3 separate regions of the Homo sapiens genome follow, and regions 1 and 3 are each linked to region 2. A link is an interaction called in ENCODE POLR2A ChIA-PET data of the cell type or tissue named here. Cell type or tissue: GM12878. All regions are shown on one strand. Links, peaks and the distances in the headings refer to the core of each region. The heading gives the core; the rest is flanking DNA. Region 1 has its middle 27 kb from the start of CCR9. Region 2 overlaps SACM1L (SAC1 like phosphatidylinositide phosphatase). Region 3 has its middle 40 kb from the start of LIMD1.

Region 1 (5,486 bases), core at 1,820-4,319, 220 kb before region 2:
TGGGGACCTCCAGGTCAAAATCCTCCATTCCACCTCACCCCACCCTGCTAAACTGCAGAATAACTCAAGATGACCCAAGTCTTTGCTGGAGGGTTTCCAAGCCCCACGCTTGATTCCAGGTAATCCGGGCCCAGTTCAGTGTTCACAGGCTCTGTGGCACAAAGAGGTGCCCCGCCCCTCCCTGCCACTCTGCCGGGTGAGGGCTGAGGATGCAGAGACTCCTGGGTGACTCAGAAGGCTCCTCACAGCAAGGTCAGCCCTTTCAGTTTGAAGACGCGTGGGAAAAATCTCCTCTTGCCACCCACACACATCTGAAGAGCAAACAGATGGTGAAACCAGTAGCCCAAGATGAGAAAACGGACTTTTTTTGAGACAGCAGTTGAAGCTGAAGCCTCAAAAGCCGGGCGGGGGGAAAGCATAGCAATTATGAAAGACATTCAAAGTGGGTTAGGGGTGAGGGAAAGGTCAGCCTTTTACTTTTCCCACACCCGCTGTTTTCTGAAGAAGGATGGTAATGCGAGCAGAAGGGTGATGGCCAACCTCTGGGCTTTGATGTGTGTCCCCTCCTCCCGCCCCCATCCTGCAAGCTCTGGGGAGGTCGGAGACTAGTGTGGTTTCCTCACACCTCCCACCATGCTGGCACTGAGGTTATCTAAGAGTTGACAGCCCCATCTAAAGCCTTGAATGAATTAAGTCTTTTTTAGCTAAAAAATGAACAAAACCTGAGATGCATGAGTGTCCTTACCAAAAGGAAGTCCTTGTTTCTAGGACAGGTCTGTCTTCGGGCCTGTGGGTCCATAGAATCATCACAGAAAAAATGATTTCAGGAGGTCTCCCCCGCTTTCTGCTCCCAAGGCCGACTCTGACTGAGCCTCGGAGGAGAGAAGGAAGCCATTTCTGGGAGGCCAAAACGTCCGTCTTCCAGGTCAGTGGGGCAGGTGCTGTCTTCTCCCTGGCTTGAGAGAGGAAAGCTGGTGAGGGAGAAGGGTGGGGCGGAGGTGGGCGGTGCGGGGATAAAAGATCGGAGAGCAAAGCAGTGATGAGAAAAGAGGGGTAACAGAAAGGGCCTCCCTAAAGGCTGCAAGGAGGGCTGGACCCAGGGCTGCTTAGCAGAAGCCATCTTTCTCATTGGAAGAAAGGGGCAGTGAGAAATGACGGTGTCGGTGTGGCTGAAGCTGCCCCATGCATCTGGTGGAGGCAGCACTTTAATGTAAGGAAGCCTGGACCATTGAGGGAACAGACACCAAAGGCAGTGACTGCTGATGTGGAAAGACAAGCCGGTTTGTTCCTCTGCCTCAGAGGTGGCTTCAGGGCCCTGCAAGCTTTCACAAACAGGGCCCTGCATGCTTTCACAAGCAGCAGGGGCAGCAGCCTCAGTCCAGTCCTCCCACGACGCTTGTGAATGAGCGACAGGGTTCCTATGTGGAACCCAAGGTCTTGGAAGAGGCAGCTCCTCTGCACCAGCAGGGACGCCACCCAGCTGTTGGGTGGTCTCAGAAAGAGGACCACACATTCATGCCCTGAAGGTGACCAGTGGAAGAAGGACAAGGAGACCAGAACTGGTCCTGGATCAGGCCCCCATCTTCTTTGGTTATGAAAGTTTCAGGTATTGAGCCATCAGGAAAAGCCCAAGACTCACCCAGGGCTCAGTTTTGCTCCAGAGTCAACTGTTCATTTATTAGGTGTCAGTAAATAAAAGGAAGTTGCAGAGAGATTCTTAGGAGAAGGTTCTCTTGCTTTAGTTACCTGAAGGCATATTAAAATGCAGATCCAGCCAGGTGTGGTGGCTCATGCCTATAATCCCAGCATTTTGGGTGGCCGAGGCAGGAGGATCACTTGAGGCCAGGAGTTCAAGGCCAACCTGCATAACATAGGGAGACCCCGTCTCTACCAAAAAAAATTCAAATATTAGCCAGGCGCCTCTAGTCCCAGCCACTGGGGAGGCTGAGGTGGCAGAATCCCTTAAGCCTGGGAGTTTGAGGCTGCAACTGTGATTGCCCCACTGCACTCCAGCCTGGGGGACAGAGTGAGACCCTGTCTCAAAAAAAAAAAAAAAAATGCAGATCCATGGGCACCACCCATTCCAATTCTGGTTCATCAGGTCTGGTCCATTCACAGGTCCTCCAGGTGATGCTGGAGCAGGTGGTCCTGGTGAACGTTGCTGTGTCACCACTGTTTTGATTAGAATTTGAGGAAAGGAGGAAATGAACTAATTGATCTGTCTCCTAATTTAACTCTACCTGTGATCCTTGAATCTTGGAACCAGGCCGTCTTCCTCAAATCCATTAGCCCAAGCACTAGGGCGCAATGATGGAAATTTCAGTCTTGGAGAGGAGGATGTTTCTAAATGAATCCCCTGGTATAAAACTATTCTAAGGGTAAAATAGTTTACAACCATAACTTTTTTATGGCTTATATTTTTATTCAAGGGTTCTGGTGCCAACTGGCAGATCATTTCTGAGTGGAAAAACATCCCCTTCCCCAAATCCAGAAGAGTTCCATACATGTCCAAATTTTAAGAAATGGAGAAAGTATCCAGGGGGTATGCGTTGGGGAGGTCAGTTTAGGAGGGAGTTCCTAAGCTGGTCGGTACACAGAATCAAAGGTCTTTGAAAATGGGTGGGGGAAAAAATGGCATCTTTACCCTAACTACTAATTAAAATTTAAGTCTTCCTTCAATTATGACTAGAGACAACATGCCACACTAGTACTAGCTAGACCTGTCACTTTGTCACCAGTAGAAATGGCAGATATTTTTGTATTACATGACAATTTCTGCAGACTCTCAAAGTATCATTTATGTTTATCTCCACTCGGAAATGAAGGTTGTCATTAGATCTGATAGATTTTATGTAATGCATTAGTAAAAAGACACATATATTACTAGTTCATATATCTGCTTTAATATTTGGAGAATTGTGTTTCAATTTAATTGGTTTGTAATTCTATTTTATTGTTTGCATTTTAAAGCATTCTGAGAAAGGGGCTATAGGCTTTGTCAGATTGTCAAAGGTGTGGATGAGGCCAAAAAAAAAAAAAAGTTAAGGATCTTTAGGTTGTGGCAGGTCCTCATGAAAAACAAGAGAAAGATCAGCTCATTGCAGCACTGGTTTGTTAATAGTAACAATAGTAGCATTGTTTAATTTGTGTAATTGTATAATTTTCTAGGCTCTTGCTGTAAGTCAGCCCACTTTTACAGATGAGGAACCAAGACCCAGGGAAGATGGTAAGTCTGAACCATTTACAGAACATATTACTGCTACTGCGTTATGCTGAGACAGCTGTAGGAGTGGTTTTCTCTAAACCATTCTCATTTTACTTGAATTTAGATTATCTGATGACTTATAAAAAGCTTTTCCATAAACCAGGATTTGCTATGGCAGCCCTTGACCTTCAGACCTTTATTATGATTGTTAATACAAAAGGCTGTATCAGTTACCTGTTGTCAGACCAAGCTGCATTATTCTGCGTTATTTGAAGTTGGATAACCTCAAAACCGTGGCTTAAATCACTGAAGATTTATTTTGCTCACGAATATGCAGGTTGACTGGGGGCTCTGGACTCTTGGTGGGCTCACTCCCTTGTCTGCCCGTGGTCAGCTACGCATTGAGGCTGTGCTCCCACATGTCTGAGGGTTGGCTGCTCATTGGCTAATCGTGGCTGGGGTTGACTCCTACATCTGTGGTCAGTTGGTCAAAGAAAGGCTGGCTAGGCTAGGATGGTCTTGGCCAGACAACTTGGCTGTACTCCATGTGGTCTCCCTGACCCCAACAGGATAGCCTGGGCTTATTCAGATGGCCACTGAGCAGGTTTCCAAGAGAGTGAGTAAAAGTGCCCGAGCTTCGCAAAGCCCAGTCTCAGACCTGGCACATCATTTCAACAGTGTTCTGTTGGTCAGAGCAAGTCACAGGCCAGCCCAGATTCCAGGTGTGGGAAAAGGGACTCCTCTGGATGGGAGGAACTGCAAAGTCACTTTATAAAGGGCACAGGGACAGTGAGGGGTAGAGAATTGGGACCATTTTTGTAATATTTCTACCAAAGAGTCTATAATCTTCCCTTCTTGCACATATTTCCACCTCAATTTTCATCTTCAGTAAAACACCCACCTTCTCCTCCAGATACACTCATACAAGTACGCAAAAACACACGCAACAATCTTCATGGCCACAATGTCTGTGATAGCAAAAAACAGGAAAGGATTTGTTCAAAGTGGGTTGGATTGAAGCAGTATATGACGGCACCCTGGGAGACTATGTGACGAACACTATTCACACCCATGCGACATTTCCTGACAAAGACGCTGGACACAGCAGTGGCTGCCTTGGCAGATGGAGCTGGTGGGGCTTTGGAGTTGGTGGCAGGAATAAGATGCTTTTACTTTTCTCTTTATACTTTTCTATGTCGTTTGAAGTATTTTTAGTAGGTGCCAGTTTAACTTTTAAAATGCGAAAACTAATTTCTAAAAAGACATTCACATCATCTTACGGCCATCTCAAATTCCCAGTAAAAAACCAAATGCCCAATTCCTATATGCTGGAGTCATTACACAGTTGTTGATGTCTTTCTGCATTCACCAAAGGGGTGACCTACTTACCAGCAAAGCTGAACGGCATAAAGCCATGAGCGGGGAGGGCCTGGGAGGAAGCCACAATATGGCCAGAGTTCCTCTTCCCCTGCCTAGGGGCTGGCCCAGCTAGGGCCCCCTGTCCTCCTGACTCAGGGCCTTTGTGAGAAGAGCTATATCCAGATCATATGGTGCAAACTGACCACTGGAACATCAGTGCTTGAACTTCAACTGGGGAGAAAGTACAACAGCCTCTAAGAGATTGGGTTCTAGAATCAGAAAGACGTGGATCCAACTCCTAGTGCCACTACCTACTTCCTCTGGCTTGGGACAAGTCACTTAGCTACTCTGTGCCTCAAAATGTGATAGCTGTTATCATTGAGAAAGACATCCACACCTTGTCCAATCCCTTTTACTCTCTTGGCTCTTTTGATTACTTCTGGGCATTAGTCAGCTAGTCAAGTTGGGGGACCGAGTGATTGGGATCATTGAAAGATGAGTTAATTTACAGAGTAGCCACCTTTGGTGATTTTAAAATATGGCCCTAGAGTTATTTGACACCCTTCCAATAAGAGGTGGAGTCTCGAGTCCCTTGACTCCGGGCTGGCCTCTGGCTGCTCTGACCAGTGGAAGAGCAGAGGGACACTGTGTGGCTTCCGGTGCCATGTCAGAAAAGGACCTGCAACTTCCCCTTGGTTCTCTTGCACAGGGGAAGCCAGCTGCCATGTAAAAGGTCTGAGTACCTTGAGCCCTCCCTGCTGAAGCTGCCGTGTGCTGGGGCCCTGCATGGCAGCCAGCATCAACTACTGGCCCTAAGCCAGTAGTTAAGCTTTCCAGTTAAGCTTTCCAGTGGCCACAGCCCCAGCCAATATCTAACTGCAGCCACATGAGAGACCCCAAGCTAAATATGCCCTGCTGAGCC
Region 2 (5,486 bases), core at 1,182-3,681:
AAACAGTATGGTGGCCCATTAAAAATTAAAAATAGAATTCCCATATGACCCAACAATTCCACTTCCGGGTATATACTCAAAATAACTGAAAGTAGGGTTTCAAAAAGGTATTTGTATACTCACATTCATACTGGCATTACTCACAATAGCCAAAAAGGTGGAAGCCACCTATGTGTCTATTAACAAATGAACAAACGAAATGTGGTACATACATATAATGGAATATTATTCAGCCTTAGAAAGGAAATTCTGGGCCAGGCACAGTGGCTCAGGCCTGGAATCCCAACACTCAGGGAGGACGAGGCAGGCGGATCACGAGGTCAGGAGATGGAGACCATCCTGGCAAATGCAGTGAAACCTTGTCTCTACTAAAAATACAAAACAGTAGCTGGGCGTGGTGGCAGGCACCTGAAATCCCAGCTACTTAGGAGGCTAAGGCAGGAGAATTGCTTGAACCCAGGAGGCAGAGGTTGCAGTGGGCCGAGATCGCACCACTGTACTCCAGCATAGGCAACAGAGCGAGACTCCATCTCAAAAAAAAAAAAAAAAAAGGAAATTCTGACACATGCTACACAATGGATGAACCTTAAGGACATTATGCTAAGTGAAATAAACCAGTCATAAAAGGACAAATACTGCCACTTCATGAGGCATCTAGAGAAGTCAAATTTATAGAGACAGAAAGTAGAACGGTGGTTGCCAGGGGCTGGGAGGATACAGAAATGGGGAGTTGTTTAATGGGTACAGAGTTTATTTTTGCAAGATGAAAACGGTTCTGGTGATGGATGGTGATAACGGTTGTACAACATGAATGTGCTTATTGCCCCTGAACTGTATACTTAAAAATGGTTGAGATGGTAAATTTAATGTTTTATTTTACCACAATTTTTAAAAATAATGAAACCACTATTTTGCATAGGAGCCACAGTGATATGTCATAAAACTGTAGCAAGAACATATTCCCTCAAAAATCTTACGTAAAGAATTTGGCTGGGTGCAGTGGCTCATGCCTGTAATCCCAACACTTTGGGAGGCCGAGGCAGGTGGATCACTTGAGGTCAGGAGATCAAGACCAGCCTGGCCAACATGGTGAAACTCTGTCTCTACTAACAATACAAAAATTAGCCGGGCCTGGTGGTGCATGCCTGTAGTCCCAGCTACAAGGGAGGCTGAGGCACAAGAATCACTTGAACCTGGGAGGTGGTGGTTGTGGTGAGCCGAGACTGCGCCACTGCACTCCAGCCTGGGCAACAGAGTGAGACCCCATCTCAAAAAAAAAAAAGAATTAAATCAAGGTCTTAATGATCAAATTTAATACATCTCTGGTTGAAAAGACAGAGGCACAACACTTTACTAGGTTTGGTGAGCAAAAAGAAAACAACTTAGTAAAGAAGGATCCCCTGCACATACTACACTCATAGGCAGAAGGTGCTCCTACCTCCCCCATTCATCCTCCCTTTGGGTATCTCCTCACTGAGCCCTCCCTGGTTGCCTCTCCTATAGCTCAAGTTCATCACAGACTCCCCAGGGGCACAACCCAATTCCAAACCAGTTGGTGTTTCTAGAAAGACTCATTCTAATGCTATCCTCTTTCTCAAAACTCTGTGTTCCCACCTATATCCTATTCCCTGAATGCCCTAAAACCCATTCTCTCAACCAGACTTCTTCACAGGACTAGGTCCAAATTCCACCTAATCTGAAGCTCTAATCCACAGCACAATCTACCAGAGCCCCATATCTTCCAAAGAATTCTCTTCTACCAGCATGTTCTGGTCCTAACTCAGCTATGTATGCCCAGCCCTAAAATATTTCAGAGTGCATAAAAACTACCAGGATAGCTAGTTAAACTTGCAGATTTCCACCGCTCATCCCCAGAGATTTTCACTCAGTAGGCCTAATGTGGGGCCCTGGAATACGCACTTAAAACAAGCATACCAAGTCATTTGATGTAGCCTAGCACTAACCTAGGCTAGCCACGTGAGCCTAGGTAAGCCTGAACTAGCCTGAACTCCCAGCCAACTAATGCTTTGGATACAAACCCCATATTGTCTGTGCTAAAACTCATGAGAATAATCTGAGCTGCCCTACACCCTTCCCTCCACCGGGAGACTTCTGTGAATAATATGAATGTTCATTATATTGAACAGATTATATGTGTCTGTATCACAAGGTAGCTTAGGTTACATCTGTTTTCAAGGTTGGATCATATCTGCCCTGACTGATGACCTCACAGTTATGAGACTCTTTTAAAAATGGCAATTTCCTGAGGAAACAGTACTCTTCAGAGGCATGCTGCAGCCTGATGCAGTAACTAAAGGATTCCCTGCCTTACACCTAGTTTCAACTGACCTTTTAAAAGAAAAAGAAAAAAAAAGAAGAAAAAATGCTTTAAATGTATCCAATAATTTTGCACCTCTAACTTTCCACTGAACCTTTTAGAAAGTTATTATGAGCTTGAGGTCTGAGGGGCCTAAGAAGTGCCCAAACCACATTTGATGTCATTTCCCTGCAAAGGAAATGTGACACCTACGCCGAACTGCCAAGGTATTTTAGCTTATATACAGGGATAGATAAGCTTCTTAAAAATTACATTTCCAGTCTAATTATTTTGCAATTTCAAATTTATCACTGTCTGACATTATCCATGCCTATACAAATGGCTTAAAAAGAAAAATGGAGCCTAACAGGATATTTAGAACTGCCTGGAAGTTTAAAAAGTATGAATTTTAAATTCTGAGCAAATCAATATTCTGTTTTCCACATTAAACATATGGAAATTAATATGGACATGTCAACTATATTTGGTTGTAAGTGACTCATTTCAATACCTGGCATGTCTGAGGACTAATGCGAGAGCAATCTGGTAAGAGAAAAAAAGGTCATATGGATAATGCAATGAAATGGAAAGATCACTGGACTCTGGACCAGCCGTATTCCAAGGCTAGCTCTACCATGGCTTGGCTGTATGATCTGACTTTGTGGCCAAGGGCAATTATGAGACTGTTTTCAACAATGACAGGATACCTATCAACCTATGACCTCACAGAGACACTGGGAAGACAATATACATGAAATGACTTTTAAGCTGTGTTTCTTCAAAACGATACATTCCAAATTACCCTAGACTGTGTTCTTTTTGCAGTGCTAGTACGTGGTCTATACTGGAAAGTTCCTTTCATTTACTCAGTTGATTCACTGAGGAGCTGCTCTGCACAAGGCTCTATGTTAGGTACTGAGGAGGACTAGAGAAGAAAATGTTAAGGTGTAAACTGGTTGGAGAAACAAAGTACAGCCATGTGCCATGTAACAATGCTTTGGTCAACGACAGACTACACATATGATGGTGGTCCTATAAGCTTATAATACCGTATATTTACTGTACCTTTTCTTGTTTATGTATGTATACATACACAAATCTTTACCATTGTGTTGCAACTGCCTACAGTATTCAGTACAGTAACCTGCTGTACAGGTTTGTAGCCTAGGAACAACTGGCTATTCCATATAGCCTAGGTGTGTAGTAGGCTGTACCATCTAGGTTTGTGTAATTATACTCTGATGTTTGTACAAAGAAGTTGCCTAACATATTTCTAACATATTTCTCAGAATGTATCTCTGTCAGTAAGAGTCACATAACGGTGTACATAATGATTTCATTTCTAAGTGACAAAATGAGTGGTTCAAACAGTACTATGGATTGACCATTCTAGCTTTCCATCCTCTTGTCCATGAGAAAGTAAATGCACTGTAAACTGATCCTAAGAGACAGAATACATAAATCATGTAAACATTTGGTGTCTAACCCTGTTACAATAATTTTTCATTTTTGGCTTTAAAAACTGTTACCAGAACTCAGTGAAGGAAAAGACATGGAAAGAAAACATTTCTCAAAGAAGGTACCTATGAGGTACACTAAGTACTTCATCTAAACTCTCTTTGGGCCAGGCATGGTGGCTCATGCCAGTAATTCCAGCACTTTGGGAGGCCAGGGTGCATGGATCACTTAAGACGAGGAGTTCAAGTTTCAGCAACATGGCGAAACTGAAAAACAGAAAAAATCAGCCAGACATGGTGATGTGCACCTGTAGTCCCAGATGCTTTGGGGGCTGAGGTGAGAGGATCACTTGAGCCTGGGAGGCTGAGGCTGCAGTGAGCTGAGCTCACACCACTGCACTCCAGCCTGGGTGACAAGTGAGACCCTGTCTCACAAAAATAATAAAAAAAAAAAAAAACTCTCTTTCAAACCTTACAATAATCCTGTGAAGTATCAACATTCCCATTTTACAGACTGAAACACCAATTCAGAAGGATTAAGTACTATGCCCAGGACACAAAACAAGTAGTCAAGTTAAGATATGAATCCATATCCATTCTGACTAACAAAACCTGAGATCTCTTGGCTCTACCATGGATGTGACCAGTATGTAAAGAGAACAGAGAGGAAGAAGGCATTCTGGGTAGAAGGATCAAAATAACACCCAAGTTTGAAGCTAGAAGGGGATGAGCCAAGTTTTGCAGAAGTGGGGAAAAGGCTCTGGGCAGTTACGGGAAATAAATTAGGCGACAGATTATAAAAAGGCTAGAATATACAGATGGCTAAGAAATGCAAGTTTGATCCTATAGGTCAGTAAGATGGAACTGGAAATTGTAAGCAGGAAAGTAGAGGATAAAACCAGAGCATTAGAAAGGTGAAATTCAACAAGGCAGAGATGGGCTGGAGAAAAAGCATGGCATAATGCAGACAGAATTATTATTTAAAATCCGAAGTAGGACAGGTGTGGTGGTGTGCATCTGTAGTCCTAGCTCCTCGAGAGGCTGAGGTGGGAGGCTCGCTTGAGACTAGGAGTTAGAGGCTGCAGTGAGCTATGATCAAACCACTGTACTCCAGCCTGGGCAACAGAATGAGACCCCATCTCTTTAAAGACAAAACGAAACAAAAGAAAAAAAAAACAAGCATTTCAACATTTAAATAAATCCTTTTAGCAATCCTTTTGTAATAAAATAATCGAACTATCTCTTTTGCATGGATATTTCTTAAAACACATCTCCAGACACATTTTAAAAAATGGCTACTATCTCCTACCAATTCTTACACAGAAACCAATTTCACTTCTAAATGCATCCAAAAAAGAATACTCCTTAGGGCAGGAGCCACATTTGAAAACCTTCAACAGCAGCCTCAGAGCAGGAAGGGCCAAAAGGAAGGAATAAAAATGGAAACTCTAACTCATAAACCCCTTGGTAAAGAAAAAGGTGCAAAAAAGTTGTACCTTCACATTTACAGAAACACTCTAAACTTTTTTTTCAGGGGGAAAAAAAGCTAGGACTGACAAATGAGAGAATGACTTTCACATAACCCCAGTTTGACTTTATCACCCAAATAATTTAAGAGTTTCCACTTCTCACAAAAATCAATACAAAAACATCATTCTTACTACTTCAGGGACAAATTTCCTTTCTCTTTTATGTATGCGAGGATTTGGGTT
Region 3 (5,486 bases), core at 1,999-4,498, 140 kb after region 2:
CCAGCCATTCCCTGTCTGCTCGGGGGCTGGCCCCAGATGAGCTCCTCACCACCTTGCTCTGGGCACTGGCTGGGCGCAGTGGCTCACGCCTGTAATCCCAACACTTTGGGAGGCTGAGGTGGGCGGACGACCTGAGGTCAGGAGTTCGAAACCAGCCTGGAGCCTGGCCAACATGGCGAAACCCCATCTCTACTGAAAATACAAAAACTTAGCCGGGGGTGGTAGCAGGCACCTATAATCCCAGCTACTTGGGAGGCTGAGGCAGGAGAATCGCTTGAACCCGGGAGGTGGAGGTTGCAGTGAGCCAAGATCATACCATTGCACTCCAGCCTGGGTGACAAGAGGGAGACTCTGTTTTTGTTTTTGTTTTTTTTTTAAAAAAGGTTCTGACCTTGCCTCTCTGTAACCTAAACCCTTTCAGTGATTGTTCAAGGCACACAAGGAGCTAGCCAGGGAGAGCGGGGAAGGGTGTTCTGGGAGAGACCAGCCCCTGCGAAGGCCCGGAGGGGAGATGGAGTGCTGGTCCCTGACACCTGCTTGGGCCTCCTGTGTCTGGAGTGGAGAATGTGTGGTGGTCCAGGGCCTGGAGAACAGGTTCATGAGATGGGCAGGGGCCACATTGTTCATGAGGGTTTTGTGAGCCATACTGGAGATGGGCATTCTAGGGAAGGCCCTAGAGGGACCATTTTCCAGAATGAGTGTAGCTCTTCTCAGACTGTAATGTGCATTTGGGAATCATCCAATGATCTCAGTAAAATGCAGTTTCTGATTCAACAGGTCTGGGGTGGGGTCCAAGAATAAGCATTTCTAACAAGCACCCAAGGTGATGCCCATGGTGCCGGCCTGGGATCCCCCTGAGTATCTAGGGGCTGCAGTGAGTTGTCTGACTCCCATAATACACTAGCCAGGTGCACAGGGGTTCATTCATTCGTTCAAATACTTATTGAGCACCTATGGTGTGCCTGAATGGCAGTCTAGGTCTGGAGATATAATAGATGATAAAACTGCTATAAATAAATAAAGCTGCAAAAGTCCCTGCCCTCATGATGCCGATATTCTGGAAGGGAAGACAAATGATAGAACAAGACACAGGAAATTAAGCAAAATATACTGCTATTTGCTAGGGGGTAGGGAGTGCTGGGGTGGGGTGGTATTTTATGTAGGATGGCCAGGGAAGACCTCACTGGGAGCAGACAACAGAAGGAGGAGAGAGTGAGCCATGTGGGGAGGAGCTCTCTGGGTAGAGCGACAGCAGGTGTGAGGTCTTGAGGCAGGAGCGCACCCTGCCTATCCAAGAAGCAGTGAGGAGTGAGGTGGGGGAATGGACAGACTGTCTTATTCAACTCCAGATATAATTTGCTTAGCATACTACAGAGCAGTGAGGCTGATCCAAGGTTTGTAGTAGCTTGTGGGGTTGTGGCAGCAGGTGCAGGTGAGCACAACCCTCTAGGTGACCTGGTGGTCTTTGTCCTCCCCTGGACTCTGCCCTTGAGCCACTGCTCAGTGCCTGGGCACAGGCACACACACACCCTGGGGGAGCAACAGACAGTCACAATTCCTATCTCTTGAACTGACCCTTGGGTTTCAGGGAGAGATCAGCACCTAGAAAAAAAAAACAAGATGGAAGACCCCTCCATCCCACTACCATTGTCTCTCCCTGACTCCCAAAGCCAACCTTGAGCCTCAACTACCCTCTGGGAGGCCCTTGTTTGTCACTACCTCTCACGGGTCCCAGCATGGACCTCGATTGAGCCTGATCTCCGCTGCAGCCCCCAGGGAACACCCACCCCACCTGTGGTCACTCAGTAGTCTTTAAAATTTTTATTGAGATAGGGTCTCGCTCTGTCACCCAGGCTGGAATGCAGTGGCGTGATCTTAGCTCACTACAGCCTTCACCTCCTGGGATCAAGTGATCCTCTCACCTCAACTTCCTGAGTAGCTGGGGACACGGGTGTGCACACCACACCTGGCTAATTTTTAAATTTTTGTAGAGATGGGGTCTGACTATGTTGCCCAGGCTGGAACCCGCAGTCATGAGTGGCCAAAGGAAAAGGAAGGGCTGCAGGAAGGGAAGCCCATGAGAATCAAGACCAGGCCTCTGACCTCCTCCTCTCTCCCTCCCTGGATAGCCAATGCACCCCACAGGACTGCCTCAGGACTCACCTTTTCCTGGCAGGCCAGGGAGACTGGCAACTCCTCTTCCTCTGGAGGCTGCTCCTCAGGGCACTGGAGGGCGGAGAGGCTGCCTGTTCCCTGTCCACATCCCCATCAGGATGTGGCACTGGCTCCCAGGCTTACCCAGGCCAGGGTGGGGCTTCTGCCGGAGCAGAAGGGAGGCCAGGTGGCCTCAGGCAGGTTACCTGATATTGCCAAGCCTGTTTCCTCATCTGTAAAGTGAGCACTCCTCACACATGGCTGGTGAGGATTCCATGGGATGAAACACGTCCTCCTAAGAGTGCTGGATGACCGAAGAGTAGTGCACTCACTGTGCGCCCTGCGCTGTCCGGAGCCTGTTACACACACATTGCTTCAGTGCACCCTCACAAGGCAGAGGTTGGAGCCATTCTCTCCATTTCACAGAGGAGGAAACAGAGGCACAGAAAGGTTAAGGAGCCTGCAAAGATCTCATGGTTCATAAACAATAGAGCCCAGACAAGTTCCTGAAAGCCCCCTCACCCTCTGGGCCATCTGTCAAGCTCAATCTGTGGCACAAAGGGAGTAGGTCCCTGTCTGTACAAACAATCAAAAAAAATTAGCTGGGTGTGCTTGTGCATGCCTACGGTCCCAGCTATTAGGGAGGCTGAGGCAGGAGGATGACTTGAGCCTGGCAAGTTGAGGCTGCAGTGTCATGACACTGTACTCCAGCCTGGGTGACAGAGTGAGACCTTGTCTAAAAAAAAAAAAAAAGTAACACTCAATATACCATGGCCATTACATATGATTATTATTACTACGCTTTTTATTAATCATACAGAAGACTCCCACCAGAGGTGGGTGCTGTCAGGGGAGGGGTGCACCTGTAGTTGGAGGCCTCAGGTGGGGGAGCCCCATGTGAGCACATGTGGAAATGGGGGCAGCCTTCCTGTTTCACTGTCCACCTTGGCCCCAGGCCCAGGCACTTCCCTAACAGCTGTGACTCTGATGAACTCTCAAGACTACGTTGCCCTCTCCACCTCCACAGCCACATGGTGTGAGGCACGTTCTTCTGTCAGGCAAAAATAAATTACCTTCCCCCAAAGCAGGCCCTCAGCTGTGTGGTGTGTATGAATGTGTGGTATGTGGTGTATACGTGTGCATGTGTGTGGTGTGGTGTAGGTGGTGTATGGTGTATGTAGTGTGTGGGGGGGGTGGGGTGGGGTGTGTGTGTGTGTTGGGGTGAGGTGTGAGTCTCCTAGACCAGAGCACAGTGAGGCTTCTGGGGAAGTGTCACATTTCCACCCTGAATGAGCAGCCATGACCTTTTAGGAGCAGGAATCTGGAGAATTTCCCAGGTTTCCTGCAGGGCATCTGGGAAGCCTGACTTTCTCTACCTTTCAAAATGTCCTGACACCCCCTAAAACAAAATACTCCAAACTGTCTCACAAACCAATGTGTTAGCCTCACAGAAGAAGGAAGGTGGGGAGAATTGGGGACCAATAAACAAACCCTCGGAGTAAACCCGGTATTTTATAAAATGGCACAAAGCACGTCCGTGACTTCACACATCTCCATGCAAAGTCTCGAGCAAGGGGCAGGCACCATCCCAGTTTGGCAGGCAACAAGAGTCTGTGATTGCTCTGCTATTTTAGACTCACAGCAGCTGTCACAGATTTAGAAGCCAAACAGCTGTGACTCAGGAGTAGCTGCAAAACAAGGTGGTTAGCAGACACCTGAGATACTTAGAAGGTAACTTAGGTGTACACTGACAAGCAACAATTCGAAAACAAAGATTGTCCATGTGGCAGAGGCAGCCAGCTGCCCTCCAAGATCAGGCCCCCCTTCCCTCCTGCAGAGTTGCTGCTGGGAAGTGGCTACCCAGCCCCTAGCAATTGGCTGAGGCACGTGACTGAATTCTGGCCAAGAGGAAGTGGGCAGAAGTGATGTACACTGTTTCCAGACCTGGCCAAAGCCACTGTGACACTCCACCTCTCTCCCCCTTATCTGCGGGCTGGATTTGATGTCAGGGGCAACCATGAAAGCCAAGAGCTGAAGACTGTGTAGTCTGCACGAACCCTCCGTCAAGCTGGAACTGAACGGAACAGAACCTCCTCCCCTGTTCCCTTCTCTAGAGGATTAGACTCATGGGAAAGAGAAATAAAGTTTGCTGGGTCAGACCACTGACATTTGGGGGTTTATTTGTTATGGCTACATTAATTATCAGCTGATAATTAAAGCATGTTTATTGCTGAAGATGATTGGTAGACGAGATATTAGCAGACCACTAATTATTAGTGCATAACTGGTAATAATGAAGTAAATGATGACTAAGAGGTCTACTACATTCACTCAGAGGAAACTGACACCTAAGATGTTTACTGATGACTTAGATATTTGCTGATGACTCTGATGCTAGTAGTTAATTAAAATATTAATAGAAAACTAAAATATTTCCTGGAAACTATGATGTTAACTGAAAACTAAGAGTTAGCTGATAACTAATAATGGGGATATCTGGCGACACTTGCTTTAGGTTCCCTCTTCGCAGCTCTCAGCCTATGTCTGTGCAGTGGCTGCCCTCTTGTGCACTGACAAGTGAGTCTCTCTCTGAGTCCACCTGACAAAGCCCCTCTGGCCCAGTCTGGCCTTGATGATTGACAAACCAGACCCAATGAATGGCATCAATCTTTGGGTGCCTGCTTCCTCTATGGATCTCACAGTGTAAAGGACACATTATTCCTTTCTACACCCCCGCGACAGTGCCTGAGGAAGGGGAACCCCTCCCCTAAGATCTAGTTCTCCTCTGAGTTCTGAAGGCAGCCATGAGTATGCAGCAGCAGATGTGGTAGGTGAGGCCTCCCTTGGATGGGACCAGGGCTGAACCCTCCTCAATTAATCCCAGATGGGGCTCTTCTATTGTTTGTGGAAAAGATGATCTGCGGAAGACACAGATGGGGCTGCTGAGATGCCAAGGAGTGCTTATCATCGGGGAGGTCTAGAACAGGTCTCCCCTCTCCCCTCTGCCATGGGATTTTCCTCACAGTAGGTGGAGTTGAGCAAGGATGGCTTCCTGGCTTCTAGGTCCCAGGGATGGTGTCCAAAGGAGGCTCTGTCTGCCAGGGGTGATGGCTCCCTGGGAGCCGTCAGTCCCAGGCTGAGAGAGAGCCGACCCCACATGCTGAATTGGGTGCCTCAGAACTTCAGGGATGCATTCAACCAGGTGTGTGCCCACAGCGAGCCAACGTTCACAGATACACATGAGGAAGTGTGGTTTTGGCAGGCTCTAGGGCATTTGGGGAACAACTGGAGAGAAAGCTATAAATAAGGACCATCTGGGAAAATTCAGGAGG

What was found. ChIA-PET counts read pairs that join two places held together with the same protein. Peaks named below come from ENCODE experiments on the same cell type or tissue, not always from the same donor. Only the 100,000 strongest peaks of a DNase experiment are listed, where the experiment ranks them.
Region 1: POLR2A ChIA-PET joins it to region 2 with 5 read pairs; 2 of 35 experiments call an interaction of 5 or more read pairs at or near these places.
Region 3: POLR2A ChIA-PET joins it to region 2 with 5 read pairs; 4 of 35 experiments call an interaction of 5 or more read pairs at or near these places.

Annotation. Positions count from the first base shown.
Region 1 is chr3:45,910,860-45,916,345 of GRCh38, reverse strand. It overlaps a transcript of LZTFL1 not described here. Among named protein-coding and RNA genes, the nearest start is that of CCR9, 27 kb to the right of the region's middle. RefSeq lists enhancers at 169-438, 1-1,077. In GM12878, for the core only: no CTCF peak of the experiment used is centred there; no DNase peak of the experiment used is centred there; H3K4me3 peaks cover 150 bases; H3K27ac peaks cover 109 bases.
Region 2 is chr3:45,691,063-45,696,548 of GRCh38, reverse strand. All of the region lies in intron 1 of SACM1L (SAC1 like phosphatidylinositide phosphatase), which reads right to left. Among named protein-coding and RNA genes, the nearest start is that of SACM1L, 4.4 kb to the right of the region's middle. RefSeq lists an enhancer at 2,265-2,404. In GM12878, for the core only: no CTCF peak of the experiment used is centred there; a DNase peak (open chromatin) is centred at 2,408; H3K4me3 peaks cover 678 bases; H3K27ac peaks cover 2,378 bases.
Region 3 is chr3:45,552,172-45,557,657 of GRCh38, reverse strand. No RefSeq gene overlaps it. Among named protein-coding and RNA genes, the nearest start is that of LIMD1, 40 kb to the left of the region's middle. RefSeq lists enhancers at 2,774-2,823, 4,084-4,183, 5,236-5,486. In GM12878, for the core only: no CTCF peak of the experiment used is centred there; DNase peaks (open chromatin) are centred at 3,257 and 4,011; H3K27ac peaks cover 1,183 bases.